Regions from separate parts of the Homo sapiens genome. Here region 1 is linked to region 2. A link is a loop called in an ENCODE intact Hi-C map of the cell type or tissue named here. Cell type or tissue: heart left ventricle. All regions are shown on one strand. Links, peaks and the distances in the headings refer to the core of each region. The heading gives the core; the rest is flanking DNA. Region 1 overlaps FAM149A (family with sequence similarity 149 member A). Region 2 overlaps FAT1 (FAT atypical cadherin 1).

The links. A loop is a pair of places that touch in the nucleus more often than their neighbours do. Peaks named below come from ENCODE experiments on the same cell type or tissue, not always from the same donor. Only the 100,000 strongest peaks of a DNase experiment are listed, where the experiment ranks them.
Region 1: it touches region 2 in a loop (5-fold over the local background); 4 of 110 quality-filtered maps call a loop at or near these places.

Annotation. Positions count from the first base shown.
Region 1 is chr4:186,146,659-186,154,997 of GRCh38, reverse strand. It overlaps FAM149A (family with sequence similarity 149 member A), which reads right to left. Exons shown (of 14, transcript NM_001395294.1): 2 at 5,715-5,825; 3 at 5,294-5,432; 4 at 2,953-3,095; 5 at 1,228-1,353; 6 at 360-530. Among named protein-coding and RNA genes, the nearest start is that of FLJ38576, 41 kb to the left of the region's middle. RefSeq lists a silencer at 4,865-5,060 and an enhancer at 5,079-6,278. In heart left ventricle, for the core only: CTCF peaks have their summits at 4,661 and 4,864; a DNase peak (open chromatin) is centred at 4,837; H3K4me3 peaks cover 803 bases.
Region 2 is chr4:186,584,090-186,592,428 of GRCh38, reverse strand. FAT1 (FAT atypical cadherin 1) reads left to right here. Exons shown (of 27, transcript NM_005245.4): 27 at 3,209-4,635. The coding sequence ends at 3,837. Among named protein-coding and RNA genes, the nearest start is that of MTNR1A, 33 kb to the right of the region's middle. RefSeq lists enhancers at 3,087-4,286, 7,360-7,529. In heart left ventricle, for the core only: CTCF peaks have their summits at 4,620 and 4,820 (motif pointing right); DNase peaks (open chromatin) are centred at 3,676 and 4,828.

The DNA of each region.
Region 1 (8,339 bases), core at 289-8,288, 440 kb after region 2:
GAGCGAGACTCCGTCTCAAAAAAAAAAAAAGAACAAAATACGAATTTAGTACAGAGGCAGGAACTCCCCTTAGGCCCTTTTGGGCAGCCAGGGCTGGGGAACCTGGAGCCCCCAGGACCAGGGCTGCGAGGAGCCTTGTCTGCTTTTACAAGGGCACTGAACACCCTCTTCGCTGCTCCCGCACGTGCACCGCTGGCTAGGAATCCAAAAGCTCTGGGGAGTACATTACTCTCAAAAGAACAGAAATCTTTTGGGTGAGTAAAAAATACACAAAACACTTAATGAGCATACGATAACAATAAATGTCAAATAAATTAATATTATTTTATGAGGTCAATGTCAAATAAGATTCTATTTACTCCTCTTTTCTGTCAAAAGCGAAATACTCCTCAATCTTTCCATCCACATGGTAAACCTCTTCTTCCAGGGATGAACGTGCCGTTAGGTCAGCAACCCCTGTGTCATCAGGGCCTGGCAGGGCAGAGGCTGAGAGTGCTGCTGGGACTATTTGAGAGCCAGAAATGCACAACCTATGGGAAAAAAACAGATTCTACATGGGAGTTTATAGAACACCAAGAACGCAATGCTTAAACGATCATGGCGGATCTTTCAATTATCTGTAAAGTACAGAATCCCCCCCTCCCAAAACGGTTGAATATTACATTGGACAAAACTCACGTCCTTAAAAACACTTTAATACAGGCATCATTAAACATTTTAAGGGCTTCTTAAAAGCCTAAATTATTCTATGAGTTTGTACCCTCTTTGGTTGCAGTGAAAGGACTGCATTGTGTCACGGCACACCAAATATGTGTGAATGGCATAGAGTCATCAAAATCTGCTAGTGAACAGAAACGACAGGACAGAGCTTCATTTCTCCTGCTGCCACCGCCTGGAGGCTTATAATCCATCACAGTGAGGCGGTTTCCATCCTGCACCCAGTCCACCTTTCACAGCGCCTTTGGAACAAACATGGAAGGTAACTACCATGTGTGTGCATGTGTGTTCCATATATATATTACACATCTCTCTATATACACACATATACACCTATCATCAATTCAGAATCAAAAGCTTCTTATAAAAATTGTTCTCTGTACCTGCCCTTCATCAGAATCTAAATTTCCAAAATGGGTGGAGCCAAGGCTTATAGATGAGATAAACATGAAAAAGTATAACTAAAATACAGCTAACAATACTTTTTGAGAGTCACTTATCTGAACATACTCTCTGATGTTGCTGCTGTGTCCGCAGGCACTGAGCGGGGGTCTGTGGACTGCGGAGGCAGGAGTGCTGCCCTGGAAATGCTGGACGCCTTTGTCAGTGGGCAGGATCAGCTGTCTTCCTAATACTCTGCGAGGTCAAAGAGAAGCTACTGACATTTTTGATCAGACAAAGGGAAAATGTTTGGAGATTTTAAAAGTAGGAGACAATGATTTTGAAGGCATGTGTATGATAAGATGTGTATGGGAACGTGGGAAGCATCACGCATCACAGAAGTGTGACTTTGAGAGTTTAGGCCAGACTGTTCTTCCACTGACTCAGTCTCAGGCAAGGTTCTCAGGCTAATTTCATTTGTTTGTCTTTCATTTGCAAAACAGGATAATAATGGTTACCTTGCAGGGCTGATGAATGGCTTAGAGATCATATATGACAGACTCAGGTGTCTAAGGCAACACTGGGCACAAAGAAGCCCTCCATACATATTAACTAATACACAGTTAAACACAAACATAACAAGAATACAAATATATAAATATGCACACTTGGCTTATGTACCTGACAATCTTTTCCCACCTTCCCTCCATTTCTATCAATGATGTAAGACAGCAGTGACAAGAATAAGTGTGAGCTCCCGAATTTCTGGTGAGTGATCATCCCCAGAAAAGTGAGTATCCACAACTAGTATCTAGTGGACATATCATACTCTTTAGGGCAGGTGGCTTATTAAGGGTTGAAAAGAAAAAAAAAAACAACCCTAGTTGGTCAAGATTTCTGTAAAAGTTACCTAGTGAATGTAACCAGGAAATCCAGCCACATTTACATGAGTGTTCTGATTCATTCTCCCCAGACAGAATCCACAGGAACTCAGGTAACTTTGATAAACTGTCCCCCAGTACGTTGGCTGAGTGACTGAAAGATAAGCTTGCCTTTGGCCGGGCGCGGTGGCTCATGCCTGTAATCCCAGCACTTTGGGAGGCTGAGGCGGGCGGATCACGAGTTCAGGAGATCAAGACCATCCTGGCTAACACGGTGAAACCCCGTCTCTACTAAAAATAAAAAAAATTAGCCGGGCGTGGTGGCAGGTGCCTGTAGTCCCAGCTACTCGGGAGGCTGAGGCAGGAGGATGGCGTGAACCAAGGAGGCTGAGATTGCAGTGAGCTGAGATCGCGCCACTGCACTCCAGCCTGGGCGACAGAGCAAGACTCCATCTCAAAAAAAAAAAAAAAAAAAAAAAGCAAAAAGAAAAGAAAAGCTTGCCTTCATACCCAATCCATATTCTCCATCTTTGATATGAAAAGTAACACATGCTCCTCCCTACATAAGGAATGGGTGAGATGGGAAGACCCATCTATCCAGCCGTTCAGCAAATCATCTCTGCCCACCCTCGCTGTGTTCTGTGATGAAGACAGACATGTGCTGCTCACACACAGTGAATGTGAAGGTAAGAGGTGGCCTCCACCATTCTTGCATTCGTATATGTGTCATGCCCTTCTCAGGATGGCCTGAATTTGCTTCTCACAAATTAAAAGGCGCTTGAGTACTGGAATGTCTCAGTATTTCCTCAGACGCCGTAAGAGGAAAGTGATCTCTCAGTGAAGGACTGCGCTCTGCATCCATATTCTGACTGGGCAGGCACTTTCACACCAAATGTACTGAATGTATCGAGGCAGGTCAGGGGTGGGTGCTTGGAAAACCCACCCCAGAGAACTTCCACCACCAAGGTCCCACCTCAAATGGAGGGATCTTCTTGTCCACTCCCCGCATTCGGCCAGCAGACTCTGGGTCTGAGGGTTCACTTTCCCTTCAAATAACATTTCCTCCACCTCCCAGAGTAACCGCTGCACTGACTGTGAACTGGCTTCGTCAAATTCCTAAACAGAAATGCACACTTGGTTACAACACTGCAAGTTACAGAACTGCGGGCTTCTGGATCAACGCTACTTATACATTTACTGTCACCCACTATGTAGGAGGGTGCATCACTTGGTAAAAAGATGGTGGCTTTGCAGTCAGACACACCTGTGCTCTAGCTGTTACCTTTCTGAGAAATGCCATCTCATTCTGAGCCTCGGATTCTTTTACTGTTAAATAGAGAAAACTTCTGCCACGGAAGTTATGAGACTCAAGAATTTGCATAGATAGAGGTATAGATGGACGTGTTCATACTGCCACAGACATCAGCGTAGACACACAGACACGTCCACATCTGTATGTCTGCAAACACAGGCAGCTCCTCACAGAGCTGTGCCTGACACACCTAAGCACACCTGCAAAATACAAGATTTTTTTTTCTTCTGGTGATACCACAGAAAAGAAAATTACTTTTGTAGAAAAGGCCATTAATCTCCTTAAATCAATGAACTGGAAAAAAAAATCCTTAGTTATCCTAAGAAGTGTGGTTATTAGGGTGAGGCCTGAGTATTAATGGAAGTTATACGAATTTCCCTGGTAATTCCATTAAACGTTGTACTAAAAGAATCCTAGAATTTGGACAGAGTAAAGCAGTGGTGCTCAGCCTTCTACCAAGGAAGGCGGGCTTGAGGGATGGTGGTGAGTGGGCGTAAGGGAGAGGAAGGAGGCAGCTGCCCCTAAGTAAGGGAGCTGCGTGCGTGAAAGGTCCTCCTAGCAGTGCTGAGCTGAGTCCCTTTCAGACCCCCTCGGTGCACCTGCCCTGCCGGCTCCCCTGAGAATCACAGCTGCACAGCTGCGGACAGAAGCGGATTCCCATGTGCAGTGGGAGTGGGGAACCACTTTTAAAGAAAGCAAAGAGGCTGGGCGCAGTGGCTCATGCCATGGGAGGCCCAGGCAGGCGGATCACAACGTCAGGAGTTCGAAACCAGCCTGGCCAACATGGTGAAACACCGTCTCTACTAAAAATACAAAAATTAACTGGGCATGGCGGTGCACACTTGTAATCCCAGCTACTCGGGAGGCTGAGACAGGAGTATTGCTTGAACCTGGTAGGCGGAGGTTGCAGTGAGCCGACATGGCACCACTGCACCTCAGCTTGAGTGACAGAGCAAGACTCTGTCTTAAAAAAAAAAAAGAGAGAAAAGGCCGGACGCGGTGGCTCACGCCTGTAATCCCAGCACTTTGGGAGGCCGAGACGGGCGGATCACGAGGTCAGGAGATCGAGACCATCCTGGCTAACACGGTGAAACCCCGTCTCTATTAAAAATACAAAAAATTAGCCGGGCGTGGTGGTGGGCGCCTGTGGTCCCAGCTACTCGGGAGGCTGAGGCAGGAGAATGGCGTGAACCCGGGAGGCGGAGCTTGCAGTGAGCCGAGATCGCGCCCCTGCACTCCAGCCTGGGCGACAGAGCGAGACTCCGTCTCAAAAAAAAAAAAAAAAAAAAAAAAGAGACAGAGAGAGAGAGAAAGCAAGCAAGCAAAAAACAACAACAACAACAACAAAACACCCAGCATAAACGAGGTAAAACAGAACACCCAAGGTGCTGCAGCCAGGTGGGCCTTAAAAAGGAGGGCTGTGTCCTGGGATCCACGGAGACCCTTGGAGGGAGGGGGAGGGAGGAGACTGGAGCCAGTGAGCTCCTGAGCAAGCTGGAGCAGTGGAGGCAGAGCTCGCCCAGCCAGAATCCCAGGCTCACACAGACAAAAGCAGTTCAGAGGCAACAGCGCCCCCAGCGGTAGGGGGTGAAGGTGAAATATCCGACTGGGAATACTGGCGGGGAGTTCTCTAATCACAGTGGCTGCCACAGCTTTTACTTTTCCAGCATTTCTTTCTTATTCAAGTCCTGAATTTCCGGCCATGGATACCATCCAAGAAGTCACAAGGAGCACACACCCGGAGAGCCGGCTGCAGGGTGGAAACAAGAAAACTGCGGGCAGCTAAGACGGGGCCAGAAGGTCACGAGGGAGTTCTGTTTTCCTCCACGGTTCGTGATCTATTATTTTCACATGTAACATGTACATGCTTTTACATGTATGTACATGTATGTATGCAATAGGTCATGCTTTTATAATTGGTAAAAATAATTTTGAATATAAGGAAGCAACTCTTCACTATAAACTGTAATTACAAGATTATCCAAAATATTCTGAGACATACGTCATCTCTCCAGGAATAAACGGAGCCCCTCTCCGTGGATGAGCCGGTGGTAGAGCTCTGTGTGGCCGACCCAGACCAAGAGGTGTGGGCTCCCGTGGGTGTATGGCTTCCGCTGGAGGAAAAGGATGACAAGGATTTGCTGCAGGAATGAACATGAGCAAAGAAATCACATTTGCTGGAAGGGCTTGGATGGCTAAGTGGCTTCACTTTTCTGAGCCTGCTTCCTCTTTCTTTCATTAAATATATTTATTAATTTCACAGTATACTAATTTTGAAATATTTTTACAGTGTGATGTTTACACTAGGTTAAAAATAAAACTGCATCTTACTTTTAGAAATTCATGGCCAGTCACTAACTTCCTTCCCACATTTGTTACGGGCATTTTGTGATTTTGTAATCTGAAGCAAGGTGAATTCTTACCAGGTATATTTATCAATGGCTTTCTGCACATTTCTTGTAAAATGCGTAGGTAAAGAATCTTTGCTCCTCACAGTAAAACCGTGCCTTCTACGTCCTTCTGACAGTCCTCTTCTGGAAATAAAATAAAACATGACGAGTCTCCCTAATGTAATAATATAGTTTTATTCATTAAGACTTTTAAAATTTCTCTTTTATACAAAGTTGCTCCTCTCGTTCTGCCACATCCCTCCAAACCCACCTGTGCATGAGCGCACACACACACACACACACACACACACACACACCCCATCCTGATGAAACTGAGACTTAGGATGTCATCATTTTTCTTTTTCTTAAAATCAAGGTTGCCATTAACCTATATGTACCTTTATGTGAACTGAAGACAACATCAACTTTTTGTGACTCAGCCAGAGAAGGAAAAGTTGCCCCAAACAGTTCACAGTATTTCAGGGATTTCAGGTCCCAGTTGTCCCTTGACCAGGGACAAGGGACTTACTTACAAAACCCAACCACTCCTCCAGTAAAAAAATCATTAATCCCATATTAATTAAGAAACATCAAATTCTTTAGACTCAGAAGCCACACAGACACCTAACTTGCTTTAATCTAGCATTGCTGTTTGTGGGTATACTGAGTTTTCAAGAGTTAGAAGATATTAAAATTTAATGAAGAACTAAAACAGAAGAAATATCTAGATGTTAAATAAACTATTAAGCCTAACTGGTGTAGCACAGTTCCTGTTAATCATTGAAATGTCCTTTCAATGAACCGCTTAAAACATTTACTTCCTCTAGTCAAAATATCTTCCTGATGTTTAATAATCAACAACTTCTGTTCTTCAATAGAAATCTTATTTTCCCTTACAAATAAAACATATATTAACATAAGATATGGTCATGAATCAGGAAAAACTTCAACTTTCAATATTTCTAGTTAGAACACCACTCTAAAATGCATTTTTAAAAAGTTTGCTTTTGCTTTCGATTATAAGGCTACCTAATTGATCTCAGCTCACTGCAACCTCCACCTCCTAGGTTCAAGTAATTCTCCTGCCTCAGCCTCCTGAGTAGCTGGGATTACAGGCGCCTGCCACCACGCCCAGCTAATTTTTGTATTTTTAGTAGAGACAGGGTTTCACCATGTTAGCCAGGCTGGTCTCGAACTCCTAACCTCAAGTGATCTACCCGCTTCGGCCTCCCAAAGTGCTGGGATTACAGGCATGAGCCACCACACCCAGCCAACAAAGAGAATTTTTAAAACAAAGTAATTACCATGTACAGATTGGCGAGAACATCTACCTTCCATAGATACGTCTCATGCAAGAGAGAATAATAGAATTATATGATTGTTTTTATTCTCTTTGTTGCTTAGGTATCTTACGGACAACCAGGTAACTCTGAGGATAAAGATGTTAAAGAAAGGGCCCCAGAGAAAAGAATAAAGGACACGCTTTATGCTGACAAACTGCTTTACCTTTAGCCCTCTTCAGTTGCTTTCAAGCCATTAATTATTTCTTGTTTACATGTGACTCAGTAACTTTTTAGGTAAACATACAAATACTAATGACATAAAATAACAACTAAAAGTTACATCAAATAGATTTGTTTTGAACACTAAGAAAAACATACTGGTATAGGAGTTAATATATGACTGAGAAATAATTTTAAAACTCAGCATGATGAATTAGCTAAAACATTGTTCTTTTGTGATACATATCTACAGAATAATAATGGGGGGTTCAAATTTGCTCTGCCACTGAGGCTTTAAGCAAGTTAACTTTTCCTCTCCTGAATTCAGTGTCCACATCTGTAGATAAAGTATATGAAGTGTCAGTCAGTGCTACATAAATCGGGTTTACCTGCTCACTGCTATTATTATTGTTATGTTATTATTATTACTTGACACAGGGTCTTGCTTTGCTCCACAGGCTAGAGTGCAGTGGCAGGATCACAGCTCACTGTAAGCTCGACCTCCAGGCCTCAAGTTATCCTCCCACCTTCAGCCTCTCTAGTAGCTGGGACTACAGGTGTCTACCACCATGCTTGGCTAACTTTTTAATGTTTTGTAGAGATGGGGTCTCACTATATTGCCCAAGCTGGTCTTGAACTCTTGGGCTCAAGTGATCCTCCTGCCTTGGCCTCCAAAACTGCTGGGACTATAGGCATGAGCCACCGCACTGTCCTCTCACTGCTATTATCATCATCACCTGCTACTCTACGAAGATGCTGTGTTCTTGTTTCTTTGGACCTCCCATAGCATTTTGTATTATATAGATCTTTTCACATTTTAACTTTTTGTTGTGACCTTGACACCTTATTCATCTTTTAAGCTAAGCACCTGAAATAACACTCGTCACACAAAAGATGCCCTCGGTTGAAAGACTCAAACGGCGAAGACGAAATTAGCAACTCAAATGCGGAACTCATTTTCACTACAGAATTACTCTGAATGTTTATGCCTGAAACATAGGATTACATCGTGACCTGACATGAAAATATTCCCCAGATTCAAGACACTATTGGATAACGTTTTACTCGTTAAAAAGTCACAGCTCTTCTTTGGGCAGCTGATATTCCCCCAAATGGTTTTCACCGCCAAACGGAGCATCTGCTCTGCTCAAGACGG
Region 2 (8,339 bases), core at 283-8,282:
GAAAAAGTTCAGAAGTAATTTTACCTAAAATTTTTTTGAAACAAAAATTCTTCTTCGTATGTACAGGAATAAGACTTGAATAATGTAAAGCTTTCATAATTAACCTGTAACTGACTCTTCACTTTTGGTTTTTCCCTGAGTATGATCAAAGAAAAGGGTGTAGAGCATGGTAAAAGAATATTTTCATATTTGGTTTAGTGAAAATTATTTAATGTGAAGCTTTATCTGCTCAGAGTTGTAAGAAAGGACATTGAGCACCTTCCCCAAATTATTTTAAATTAAAATAGCCCTTTATTAGTGCACTGAAATTCATCACATGGGGAAGACACAGGCTAGTACTTTTCAAACTGTAATGTGAATCAGATCATCTGGAGGGCTGTTAAAAGCCCAATTGCTGGTTCTCAGCACCAGCATTTCTGATCCAACAGGTCTGGGTTGGGACTTTAGAATTTGCATTTTTCACCAGTTCCCAGGTAGCTCTGATGGTGCCGGTCTAGAGATCCCACTCGAGAACTGCTTACAGAGGCCATCGAGTACACAGACGTCATCATAGAGTTCGGGGGATCCTTTATGCTAGGACATGATGCTGTCAAGGTTCAGGAGGAGGGAGGATAGCTCTGGGCCCCATTTGCTATCAGGCAGAAGAGGCTTAGATACTCCAGTGTTCATGGTTATAGTTACTGATGACGCCTACACTTCTTTTCCTAAGAAGTACCATGTTTTCACTGGGCAAATCAGAAACATACCTGTATTTTGTCTAGTGAAGTTTTAGTGTTAAACTGATGACCTTCAGCATTTTAAATATTATTGAAGCTTATAGAAGCAGAATTTCAACAGTTCCTTCATTGCAGTCTCCTTCATTGACAAATATTTTTTGGCATATCCAAGAAGTGCACATGGAATTTAAAGTTGAAAGCTATTACTAGTGCCTACGTAACAAAAGTTGTTGATCTTTTTTTGTTTAAAGGAATTGCTGCTTTTGTTACTAGACTTAAAAATGATTCTGTAGATACATGTTACCTAAATGCCGGCGTATTCATGTTTTAGAGACACCACAGTCTTTTAAAATTACTGAAATTTCTAGAAGTGAACTATCAATCAAATATTTGTCCCAAATTATAACACTGTTGAATGCATAGAAAGCCTTGTTTAAAAAATCACGGATGTGACCGTTTTTCTGCTGTGATGTCTACTTTCACAGTTATTGATAGTTTCTAACAGTGCTTAACCTGCATGATCCTGTTTAATCCTCATAACAACTCTAACGGATTTTCACCCCATTTCAAAGAGAGAACCTGAAGGTTAGCCAGGGCCTGGGCAGGCGTCTCATGGCCCTAACTGATAGTGGGATTTACATGCGTTTGGTTACACTTCCTGCTGGGCTTCTGTGTATAGATGCGGGGCCCTGGCAGGGCAAGTGTAATTACAGACATGGGGTAAGTGTAGCCGTGGTCTCTTTAGGGAATGGCTCACAGTGTCAATATTAAAGCATATTCAAAATACATACAGTTTGGAGAGATCTTCAGCTTGTACATCTGTCTTTAAGTATCTAAGTTTGCCTATGAATTCCTCTGAATTTAATGTCCTTTGAAGTTGCAGTGTGCTATAAAGTGTGTGCATTATGTAGCTGTAGATGTATTTGGATTATCACCTATGTAATCTGATCAGTTTATATTTTATTAGAGCCTGTTTGTTTTGTTTTCATTATTCCTAAGGAAATTCTGTGTTTTCAGGCTGTGATTGTCAGAAACAAGGAAAAGAAAGTAATATTTGAGTTTTCTGGCCAAATTTCTGGTTCCTCATTCCGCAGTCACTTTCCTCCACTTCCATATTCCATTTTATTTGTGGTACATACATTTCTCAGCCATTTGGAATTGTCATAGATACTGGCGTAAGGACATGCTGTATGGCTGATTGGGCCTCTGTAAGCAGTTTTCATTGTTCTGTGTACTTACCTTTATTGCCTTTTCAGCCGACTGTTTTAATTACAAATGTTTTCTTTTTTTTCTACTCTGCCACCAAAAGAATCTTTGGCTGCTCCTGACCTCAGCAAACCAAGAGGTGACTTATGCATGCCAGTTATTCATTGATACTCACTAAAAACAATGGGTCAAGCCTTGCCCCAGTGCTGACTGACTACGCTGGGTCGCCCAGTGTTTGCAGCAGTAACTAAGTACACGGCTGCATGTGTGTGCGCATTGCATTTGAAGCACGGATTGCCTAACCTTCTCCCGCCTCTCCAAGGATTTTTTAAATCCTAAGGAGGAAAAAAAAAAAACTATTCCAAAATTGGAAGTTTTTTTTTAAAATAGTGGTGCTTTATATAGTCTAAAAGGATCACAGTCCTTTTGGAAGTAACACAGATTGATTGTTACAGTGTATCAGAGGCTGTGTTATAATCTTGCAACGCTTGTTCAATTGTATTTTGCTTGAATTGGCATGCTTTGATACATACCTATATTAAGTTAATTTGTTGTCTGAGGGTTAATGAAAAATAGTAATTTTAATATTAAACTTGCTACATTATTATGAAGGAAGCTTATTTTCTAAACTTTAGCATGTTAAAGGTTACTTTTATTACTTTAAAAAGTTGCATTGGCTGGGCCTGATGGCTCACACCTGTAATCCCAGCACTTCGGGAAGCTGAATTGGCAAGATTGTTTGTGGCCAGGAGTTTAAGACCAGCCTGGGCAACATAGTGAGACCCTGTCTCTATAAAAAATAGAAATGCAAAATTTTTTTAAGTTGCATTAATCAGTATTTTTTTAATGAGAAGTAGTGCAGATCAAGTGACACTGGATATTTCACTAATGTCCTGAGACTGGATCAGTACTCTTCTTCCTACAGAGCAGTGGGTTCTACAGAAGAAAAGCCAGAAGGATGGTTAGAATCATTTGTAGAAAAATGTATATAATTTAGATGCTAGCATCCCATTTCTCTTAGGACTCCTTTTGTTTCCTTGAATGTTAGTTGCGTACATAAAACTGTAAGTCCACATTTTAGAACTAGAGCCTAGTTCATAGGGGTCTTTAAACTGGAGTGGGTTGGGGGATGTCTTCAAAGCAAAGACGAGGAATTTCCAGTGGTGAACTTTGAATGAAGGCATAAATGCGGTTGCATCTTTGTGTCTTTGATACACTGAGCTCTCTTTCCATGGCACAAAAGCTTAGGAGAAAACACACTGACATCTGTTTTCTTTTCCACCAAGGGTATCACTGGGATACATCAGATTGGATGCCAAGCGTTCCTCTGCCGGACATACAAGAGTTCCCCAACTATGAGGTGATTGATGAGCAGACACCCCTGTACTCAGCAGATCCAAACGCCATCGATACGGACTATTACCCTGGAGGCTACGACATCGAAAGTGATTTTCCTCCACCCCCAGAAGACTTCCCCGCAGCTGATGAGCTACCACCGTTACCGCCCGAATTCAGCAATCAGTTTGAATCCATCCACCCTCCTAGAGACATGCCTGCCGCGGGTAGCTTGGGTTCTTCATCAAGAAACCGGCAGAGGTTCAACTTGAATCAGTATTTGCCCAATTTTTATCCCCTCGATATGTCTGAACCTCAAACAAAAGGCACTGGTGAGAATAGTACTTGTAGAGAACCCCATGCCCCTTACCCGCCAGGGTATCAAAGACACTTCGAGGCGCCCGCTGTCGAGAGCATGCCCATGTCTGTGTACGCCTCCACCGCCTCCTGCTCTGACGTGTCAGCCTGCTGCGAAGTGGAGTCCGAGGTCATGATGAGTGACTATGAGAGCGGGGACGACGGCCACTTCGAAGAGGTGACGATCCCGCCCCTGGATTCCCAGCAGCACACGGAAGTCTGACTCTCAACTCCCCCCAAAGTGCCTGACTTTAGTGAACCTAGAGGTGATGTGAGTAATCCGCGCTGTTCTTTGCAGCAGTGCTTCCAAGCTTTTTTTGGTGAGCCGAATGGGCATGGCTGCGCTGGATCCTGCGCCTCTGGACGTGCTAGCCATTTCCAGTGTCCCAACTACTGTCATCGTGAGGTTTTCATCGGCTGTGCCATTTCCCAACGTCTTTTGGGATTTACATCTGTCTGTGTTAAAATAATCAAACGAAAAATCAGTCCTGTGTTGTCAGCATGATTCATGTATTTATATAGATTTGATTATTTTAATTTTCCTGTCTCTTTTTTTTGTAAATTTTATGTACAGATTTGATTTTTCATAGTTTTAACTAGATTTCCAAGATATTTTGTGCATTTGTTTCAACTGAATTTTGGTGGTGTCAGTGCCATTATCTAGCACCCTGATTTTTTTTTTTTTACTATAACCAGGGTTTCATTCTGTCTTTTTCCACTGAAGTGTGACATTTTGTTAGTACATTTCAGTGTAGTCATTCATTTCTAGCTGTACATAGGATGAAGGAGAGATCAGATACATGAACATGTCTTACATGGGTTGCTGTATTTAGAATTATAAACATTTTTCATTATTGGAAAGTGTAACGGGGACCTTCTGCATACCTGTTTAGAACCAAAACCACCATGACACAGTTTTTATAGTGTCTGTATATTTGTGATGCAATGGTCTTGTAAAGGTTTTTAATGAAAACTACCATTAGCCAGTCTTTCTTACTGACAATAAATTATTAATAAAATACTTGAGCTTTATGCCTCTTTTTCCTTCCCATTGATACTCCTGTTCAGGATTCAGTGGCTGAGATAGAAGAATGGATGAATGGAAGGGTGGATATTGATGTATTTGCTTTTAGTGGACAAGGCGTAAATGTGAAAATCCTCTCTACCCTGACCAAAAGCCCTGCTGTCCAAGCGGAGCCAGCCACCAGGTGGCAGTATATAGCTACTTGATACGGCTCAAAACTATAGCCACAAAAGTAAAAAGCATAACTTTTTAATATTTTTAAACAAAACCAAGAAAATTTTATACATTTTTAATTAGTATGAATTTATTGGTTGTAATTTTAATGCTTACATGTTTTTCACCTTTGTCAATGTTTTATATCAAAAACAGTCTCTGTGAAGCATTATACCTTTCTGTTGTCAACTTACACAGTACTGTATGATTTAATGTGAGATCCAGAAGCTATTTTTTATATATTTTTATACAGTCAAAATCCATCCCTACTTCCAACACATTTATTGAGTACTTACTATATGCCACTATGATATGAATGACAAACAATTAAGCTTTCTTAGAACTTTGGAGAAACATGTTTTCCCTTTAAGTAAATGCCTTTTTATCAAATAATATAAATACATAGTTTAAAAACATCAAAGAGAGCTAAAATATATATAATAAAACAGCAGTCCCATGCAACCTGCTGTACCCAGTTACAACTCCTTAAGCTGTTTTTCTCATTCTTCCTTTCATATTTTCAAATGTATATATTATTCTTTCTTGAGTCACTAAATTTAGAAATTGCCTGTTGACTCCCTATGATGTTGGAGGAAGACCATGTAACCTAATAGACCTCCACTGATCTTGTTTTCCTACCATTAGTTATAATTTTTGGATTAATCCATATACAGCGTTTCCATTATTTTGATTATGTAAGTATTCACTGCTGTGCCAAGCAGTATATGATGTTTATTTTCATTTACTTAGCAACTTTCTTTTTTTAACAATTGTCTTTTTATTTTACTCATTTTTTAAACTTGTGACTATTCATGTATTCAGAAAACATTTTCCCTCAATAATACTATATTATTTTGCCTGAACAGACAGACAAAAGTCCTCCGTCATCTTGGAATTTACATTTGGTGGGGACAGGTGGTAGGAGGAGATGATCAGGAGATACATGGTAGTGTTTATAGTAGTGAGTGCTGAGGAGAGAGACTGTGATTGAGGAAGGAATGTGTGAGATTGTGATGGGAAGGGACGGGGAAGGGGTTGTGATGGGAAGGGACATTCTGAGAAGACAGGAGGCCTCAGTGGCAAGCGGCATTTGAGTCCAACCTTGAAGTTGATGAGGAAGAATACCACGTGGTTTCTCTGAGAACTGTTCCAGGCAGACAGATTAGCTGCTACTGTAAAGGGAGGAGTGTGAGAACGCCCAAGAAAAACACAAGTGCAGCCTGTCATGTACATGGTCACAGCAGGAAGTCTGTCCGCTCCTTTTTTTCCCTTGGACATTCTCCTCAGGGAACCCCTCGGCTTGGTGGCCCAGACTCCATTTTTTTGTTCTCTTCGGCATCTATAGTTGTTGTTCCGGAATATTCTCCTTACCATGGACTCTGTAATTTTCTCTTGGCCTAACTCTTGTTTTGATAGAGCATATCCTGTTATTGTCTGAGAAAGAGTTGCATGGGAAGTAATTTTTTGTGACTGTGTTTCTGAAAGTGTCTTTATTCTACTCTTGATAGATTGGGTGTAGGTTTCTGGTTTGGAGGTAAATTACATTCAGAATCTTGAAGTCATGGAACCCACTGTCTTCCAGCTTCAAATGTTAACATTGAAAAGTCCAGTGTTGTTCCTAGTCCCAGTTCATTATTCGTGGCCTAATATGACTCTCACAAATCTTTGGGGATATTCTTCTGGGGACATGCTACTTCTCTACAACATTGTGAGATTTCCTGCTGCTGTGTCTTGGCGTGGGCCTTTTCCAGGGATTGCTACTCCGTTTTTAATGAAAATCCACGTTGTGGGGACTGTTCTTGTGTTATTTCTTTGATCATTTCTTCCCTTCTGCTTTCTCAGTTCTTCGTTTAATTCTCAAAGGAGGTGATCTCAGTTCTCTTGTCAAGACTCATAACTATAGGTTGCTTGACTTGCTAAATTCTCTCATTTTTTGATTGAACTCCTATTGTCCATCTTTGTCTTATTCCCCTTCTGGGATTCATTCCACTTTTATCTTCTGTTCCTTCTGTTACCAGTTTTATTTCTGCTGTCATTTTTAATGTTTAAGAGACTGGTCTGGTCCTGACTGTCCCTTTTCTATATTACACAGGCATTTGTTCCTGTTTCGAAGCTCCCTAGTATCTCATTTTTGCTAAATGTATTTTAGAATAAGTCCTTCCATTTTGCCTGGTTTTCCCCTGGACGGCTTTTAAATATTCCTTTCAGGAGGGCTTGCTCCCCTTTCACCTTGCAGGCTTTCCTCTTGCTTGACTTGAGCCTAATGAGGCACCCAAGCTGACAGAAAGCCATGACTGTGCTCCTTAGCTCCTGGACTTCTCTGTGACATTGTGGGCCAGCTTGCTTTGTCCGTTTCTTTGTCTTATCTTTGAAGAGTTTCAGTTTCTCCCGAGGAAGGACCTTCTGTTTCCAGCCTGGGAAATATCATTGCTCTTATTTTGAAATTGGCCAGATAAGGGGACTGGAGATTTGTCATTCCCTTAGTCCTCTAGTTCTGGGTTACGAGAACATTCCTGCTTCTTTCTCTTTGTCTATTTCATCATCGAGGCGGCTCAGGATAGAGCTGAGAATCTGCATTCTAACAGCTTGAACACCGTTCAGACAGCATCCCTGCCACTCACCCCATTCTTCATTACCTTCCATGTGTGACAAAGGGGCCTGTTCCCATGGCCTCCAGGCTCTGCTGCCCGATCCTTGCATCTGCTGTAGCGTGGTTTACAGTTAACAACGCCTCTTAAAAGCATTGAAAATGGAATTGCTTTTTAACTTTTTCCCCCATTTCCTGTTTCAGATTCATTTTCCTTTTTTAAAATAATGTTTTATTTACTTAAACAGTTATTGTTTGATTGATTTTCAGGAGAAGAAGGGGCAGAATGTAGCCCTCCGCCATCTGAACCTGGAAGTCCGGAATGTGCTCACACCACCGGTTTCCAGTGTTTGGAAGAACATTGGGGTATCAGTGTTCTGTTGCTCCACAGCACATGGCCGTACATTTAGTGGCTTAAAATTACCCCCATTTATTACTTCTCATTGCATAGATCAAAACCCCCGGGCATGGCATGGCCAGGTTTTCTGCTCAGCTTCTCACAGGCTGGAATCAAGCTGTCAGCTAGGCTGTGGTTTCATCTGAGGCTGGGGAGCTCACGAGGCTCTTGGTAGAATTCAGTCCCTTGCACTTGTAGAACTGGTCTCATTTTCTTGCTAACTGTACTTGCTAACTGTAGGACAGAGGTTCCCTGTTTCTTGCTGGCTGTCCCCACTTTTTTTTTTTTTTTTTTTTTTTGACATGGAGTCTGGCTCTGTCGCCCAGGCTGGAGTGCAATGGCACAATCTTGGCTCACTGCAACCTCTGCCTCCCAGGTTCAAGCCGTTCTCCTGCCTCAGCCTCCCAAGTACCTGGGATTACAGGCACGCGCCACCGTACCCAGCTAATTTTTGTATTTTTAGTAGAGATGAGGTTTCACCATGTTGCTCAGGCTGGTATTGAC